2 separate regions of the Mus musculus genome follow, and region 2 is linked to region 1. The links are chromatin contacts, found by Hi-C or POLR2A ChIA-PET in ENCODE. All regions are on one chromosome and are shown on one strand. Each heading gives the region's core, a stretch centred on a gene start or an enhancer-like site at or near the end of the contact. The rest is flanking DNA. Distances are from core to core; before and after follow the strand shown. Region 1 holds the start of Tubb4b (tubulin, beta 4B class IVB). Region 2 holds the start of Anapc2 (anaphase promoting complex subunit 2).

Region 1 (2,826 bases), core at 230-2,729:
TGCCCGGCAGGACTGCATTTTGTATATAGCGACAGAATGCCACTGCTCAGGATACAGGACTCTGCTTGTCCTGGTGGGGTTTTTTCCTGTGACATGGTTGGTAGGTACTTGGATACCACAACCAACAGGGATTGCCTAACACCCTTAGTTTTGAAGGTAGTTCATTCCAAAAGCCAGAAGTGGCTAGACTGAGACAGACCCATTGTATAATATTCCTTTAAAAAGTTACACATCAGACATGAAGACTAAGAACTGTAGTCCTTGCATTCTGGAGGCTAAGGCAGAATTCCAGGTTACAGGCCAGACGACTCTGTCTCATAAGCAATGGCGTAGAGAAATTACCAACTAGACCATTTTGTGGGCAGAAAGATATTGGGGATCAAAATGCCAAGGTGGGGGGAGCAAATGGAGAAAAAGGATTGTTTCAGAACTACTTGCCTTCGAGAGGTAGCTGACTTGGGAGGGAAGGTTAAAGTTAAGGTGAACAGAAATCACTTTAAGAGACCTGCTCTTCTGGTAAACAGAAACTTTTAAGCTTGTTTACCTGGTCAAGTCCTGTTTAGGACAATGTCAGCACTACCATTTTGGGGGTAGGGGTGCTTTGGACCTGACCCTGAAAAAAAAAAAAAGAAATATGTACATGTATTGCTCTCCATTACAGGACAGGGACTTGCACACGTTTGTTTGTTTGTTTTTCCCTCTAACAGTCATGGCCAGGCATGCCCAGCCCTGTAGTCTCCATGCAGCTCTGTGCGCACTTGGAACTCAGGCTCCAAGGAAACCGGCTCTTGGCCAGCAAGTTTCCACAACATCTAGGGAGGCCGAAGGGGCGGAGGGATGGCCCTCCCAGGGGTGGGGTGGGGAGGGGAAGAGAGAAGGGGGGGGGGGAGAGGGGAGGGGGGAGAGAGAGAGAGACAGATAGAGACAGAGGACCCCGCGCCTGCCCAGTGCGTCCCGGAAGGGCCCGGCGCCTCATCCAGAGCCTATTATTGTTAGCGTTTCAATTCGCCTCAGCTTGAGGCTTGCAAGGTGTGTTCCGGATCGACAATGCCTGCCCGCGTCTCCTTTCTCTCCCCGCAGCAGCTGCCAGACCTACCAAGCCGCCCGAGCCCACAAAGCTCTGAAAAGTCGCCCCCTCCCTTTCAGCCGGAAGCTGGCTTTCCACGTCCCACCCGCGCGCTGCACTGCGGCGGTTACCAGGACGCCAAAACAGCGCAGCCAATAGTGTCAGGCTCTCGGAGTGCTCCCAGGAGGCAGCCAATGGAAGTGCAAATCAATCATTTGAAACACCCAATGGATTGAGCACTGCGGCGCCAGGGCGGGGATTGTGATAGGGGGAGCCGTAGGCAAGCGTGACCAATAATGAGAGTATATTGTTGGGAAGGCGGGCCCCAGACCGCTCGATTGACGGAAATGTAGCCAATCAGACAAGGATAATTCGTGGCCTCGTTCTGAAAGCCCAATCCTGTGCTGACGAGGGCGGGTCATAAGAGGTATATAAATGTTGGCAGAGCGTCGGTTGTAGCACTCTGTGCGCCTGCTCCTCCCGAAGTGCTCCTCTTCTACAGCTGTTCCGCAGTCGCCGCCGCCATGAGGGAGATCGTGCACCTGCAGGCTGGGCAGTGCGGCAACCAGATTGGCGCCAAGGTAGGAGGCTAGGTTTCTGCGAGCCAGACGCCACTGGGACAGCCAGCCGGGGAAGATGGCGGAAGCGGCCCGGAGCGTCGCCCTTCATTGCGTCCTGGATACCGGCGTACGCTGGGCCGAGACGTAGCGCCGGTGGCTGGTGTCGGTGGGGCGGACGGTGCGCGGCCCTTAGGGATTCGTCGCCCTGGCGCTCCTGAGACTGGAGGGAGGGGGAGGGCCTGCCGCACCCATCCGGGGCGGGGCTGCCTTGGAGCGCACCGGCCGGCCGGCGTGACTCAGCTAACGCCCGACTCCCTTGCAGTTCTGGGAGGTAATCAGCGACGAGCATGGCATTGATCCCACTGGCACTTACCACGGAGATAGCGACCTCCAGCTGGAGCGCATCAACGTGTACTACAACGAAGCCACCGGTAAGGCTCCTCTACCCCATCCATCCTCCTCACCACCCTTCCAGTTTGAGCACACTTGACGTCCCCCTGTCCCAACCAGGTGGCAAGTATGTGCCCCGCGCCGTGCTCGTGGACTTGGAGCCCGGCACCATGGACTCGGTGCGTTCAGGGCCCTTCGGGCAGATCTTCAGACCTGATAACTTCGTCTTTGGTGAGTGTGGTGGAGGTGTGGACGGGCTTGCTACCCATGAGGCTCAAAGGTCAAGGGGCTGACCTAAAGTTCTTCCTTAATAGCCACCAGGTGTACACTTTCTTGCCCTCTGAGTCACTCAATCCCTTGGCCGAAAGCAGCTTTAGGAGGAAGGTCCAACTGACTGCGGGTAGATTAGTTGCTAGTAGAGAGTATGAGAAGACCTGACCTAGTGGCAGGGGCCCTGTACTCTCCTTGAACATTGGCAGGGGTGCCTTTGGAAGTATTTACTGTCTTAGCTCTAGTGTGTTCTGTACATCTCCGTCTGGTCTCCCCCACCCCCCATCCCCAATCTATGTATCCCTGCCTGGCCTCTTTAACTGTAGACCAGGCTGACCTTAAACTCAGAACTACCTGCCTACCAAGTGCTGGGATTAAAAGCTTGTGCCATTATGCACAGCACCCCCTCTCCCCTTTTTTTTAACATGGCAGATTGTTTTGGGTCTGTACACTTTATTCAGTGTCACCTCATGTCATTTGGCCCCTTGGGCACATACTTAGTGTGACCTACTGTTTTCTCTTACAGGTCAGAGTGGGGCT
Region 2 (2,947 bases), core at 90-2,589, 48 kb before region 1:
TATGCCTAGAAAAGATCCCCGCTCATGGAGAACCCACAACACACATCTGTCCCTTACCTAGGAGGGCTCTCCCCATAAAGATACTGCACACACACCCTATGCCTATGTCCAGGACAGTATAAACGTGATGAACAATAATCCCTGGTTACAAGTATGGGCAAAAAAGACATCGCCAGTTAGTCTATAAGCTCTATTGAGAGGTCTTTTGAATTCAGGACTAATGAAGCTTGCAGAGAAACCGCAGCATGGTTAGGAAGCAGTACTCACAGGACCTGGCTCAGCTGGTTGAACTGCTCCAGTGCCTGCCGGCACCAGCACTGCTGCTTGTCACTGCCACATCCTGCGCACAGAGGACTCTGCAAAAGTCGGTAGTACCTGCGGCGGGCATACCGGCTATCTAGCTCACCCTCTAGTTCCGGGTCTGTGCCCCCTTCTCCTTTTCTCTTGCTCTGCATATAGACTCTCAAGAAACGACCATAGAGGCGCTGGACCATCTCCTGGAATGTCCTAGGGGTGGAAAAAAACAGGACTCCCCGCAACATAGTGTGAACTTTCTCCCGAAGCCCCTGAGCTCCAGCGCCCATCAGCAAGCCCAGACGAGTCCATTTCTCTAGGAGTTCTAGGCTATGCAGATAGGGATCCAAGCGGCTTTCCAGCAGACCGAACGCATCCAGGAGCAGCCCAAGGCACTGGGGCTCATCGACAGAGTTTTCTCGCAGAGCGATGGCATTCCAGAACTCCGTGGCAATATTGCCTTGAAGGTCGTTCTGCAGCACTTCCACGAACCACTCCTCCAGGACAGAGTGCAGACCGTGTCCCCTCAGAACCTCCACCGCTGCACGAAGCTCTTCCTCCTTTGGTGGGACTGCACCGCTGGTCCGGGAAGACGCCTGGAGCACGGAAAACCGTGAGCAGAGGGGCGGAATAGGGGTAAAGGGAGAGGAGGGGCATGGAAAAACCCAGCAACCGAAGAGCTGCCAGGGAACCAAACAAATCAGGTAGCTGAGGAAGGAGGCAAGCCCACTACAGGCAGGCCACGGAGCTGTGAGGCCCCAAGGGTGGACCCCCTAAAGTATGCAAAGTCGCGGGAAATCTGCACAGGCCCGACAACCTTTCCCCGGCCTCACCAGCCCCAGCGCGGCCGGCGGCACCAGACCGGTGCTCACAGTATTCCAGGCAACCAAGAGCTCCTGTCCAGGCCTAGAGTCGCAGTCATCGGAGGCAATAATTGTCGCCGCCGCCGCCGCCGCCGCCGCCGCCGCCGCCACCGCCACACCCTCGGCCTCCATCACTGTCCACAAAACAGACCCGCCCAGTAGAGCGCACGGTGATGACGCAAGCGCGGACCTGTGGCGCAGCCGTGACGTTCACCAGCCCGCGCGCTTTGTGGGCAGTGCGCAGGTGCGGACTTAGCTGTGCAGGCGGCGGTTGAGGCTTCCGGACGCGGTGCAGACCATGACCCAACAGGGCGCGGCGCTGCAGAACTACAACAACGAGTTGGTCAAGTGTGAGCGTCGGGCACTGAAGGCCGCGGGCCGGGGCCGGCCGACCCACTCGGGAGGCTGCGTGGACATGCCTCACGAGCCCCGCTCTGCGGCCTGCCCCTCTGTCATTGCTGGTTGGGGTCGGAAGCTCACGAGTCCCCACCCACAGCTCTGTCTTCCCACCCACCCTAGGCATCGAGGAGTTGTGTCAGAAGCGAGAGGAGCTGTGCCGGCAGATCCAGCAAGAGGAGGACGAAAAGCAGCGGCTACAGAATGAGGTGAGGCAGCTCACGGAGAAGTTGGCCCGCGTCAACGAGAACCTGGCGCGCAAGATCGCCTCTCGCAACGAGTTTGACCGGACCATCGCAGAAACCGAGGCCGCCTACCTCAAGGTGGGGCTCTCAGATGTCTGTTGTGAGTGCCTTACTACCATCTGAGGCTAGGTAGGGCCCATTGTGGTTCAGAGGCTGTAGGTGGAACAGTGGGCTGTCTGTGGGTTCCAAAAGTGAGCATTGGTGTATTGGACAGAGTACACGGTGTGGGCCTGAATTAACCCAGCCTGGCTTTGCAGGGTGGAAGAGCTCTGGGACAGGTGCAGAAGGGAGGATGGTTTTACTCCATAACCAGTTGGCTACAGCACAGATGACCAAATTGAGATTTCCATCCTCCATTATTAGAGCCTGAGGCAATGGGACCTTCCTACCAGAGAAATAACATCCTTTTATTTCTCTGGCCCCAGATCCTGGAGAGCTCTCAGACTCTGCTTAGTGTACTCAAAAGAGAAGCTGGGAACCTGACTAAAGCCACAGCTTCAGACCAGAAGAGTAGTGGAGGCAAGGACAGCTGACGAGTGCCTGTTTCAGCCGTGGCCTATGGCTGCTTAGTCCTCAACATGTCTGTCCTAAAGCATCTTTGTTCTTCGTGGCCTCAGATGTCTTTTATCTCTGGTGCCCAGAGGGGCAATTTCTGACCTCCACCTGCCTAGACAAGAAAAGCCCTAGGACAGTCCAATGGAAGAGGTGTTCCCAGCTCCGTACTCACATGTGCTGTGGGGACCCTGAGCAGCTCCATGAGGGGCCTCTCTCTGAAGCTCCTGAATCCCTTTGGGCTACCAGGAATGTCCTGGTCCTGGTCTGAGTACTGTGGGAGCCCCTCACTTTGTCTCCCCAGCCACTAGGGCCCCAGGCCAGACATGTTGAAGAAAGAATCTTGACTCCAGAACCAAAACCTTAGGGCCCATCCCCATGGCCTCTGGTGTTTCAATAAAGGTTGTTTTGCAAGATCTGTGTCTGCTAGCTACCATATATCCTGTTGGTAAGAAGACCTGCAGTTTTTCCCTTTCTTATCTTCAAAACACAAAATGCTGAAAGTACTCACCTCACACAGGTCAGCCCTAGCCCTTAACTCTCTTTGCAAAGGTGCTGGTGTTTTCCCCAAGTCCAGAACACAAACCACTTTTCTGT

The links. A loop is a pair of places that touch in the nucleus more often than their neighbours do. ChIA-PET counts read pairs that join two places held with the same protein, here RNA polymerase II (POLR2A).
Region 2: a loop to region 1 is called in a map of left cerebral cortex, with 2.0 times the contacts of the local background. The contact joins the promoter of Anapc2 here to the promoter of Tubb4b in region 1. A Hi-C loop is called at or near these places in 5 of 37 maps with a recorded cell type or tissue (heart and left cerebral cortex). POLR2A ChIA-PET finds 5 or more read pairs at or near these places in 4 of 5 experiments (Patski and embryonic stem cell).

Annotation. Positions count from the first base shown.
Region 1 is chr2:25,223,355-25,226,180 of GRCm38, reverse strand. It overlaps Tubb4b (tubulin, beta 4B class IVB), which reads left to right and starts at 1,479. Exons shown (of 4, transcript NM_146116.2): 1 at 1,479-1,647; 2 at 1,949-2,057; 3 at 2,137-2,247; 4 at 2,813-2,826. The coding sequence starts at 1,591.
Region 2 is chr2:25,270,858-25,273,804 of GRCm38, reverse strand. It overlaps Anapc2 (anaphase promoting complex subunit 2), which reads right to left and starts at 1,339. Exons shown (of 13, transcript NM_175300.4): 1 at 1,128-1,339; 2 at 268-890; 3 at 1-5. The coding sequence starts at 1,289. It overlaps Ssna1 (SS nuclear autoantigen 1), which reads left to right and starts at 1,387. Exons shown (of 3, transcript NM_023464.2): 1 at 1,387-1,507; 2 at 1,677-1,876; 3 at 2,224-2,766. The coding sequence starts at 1,456. The coding sequence ends at 2,331.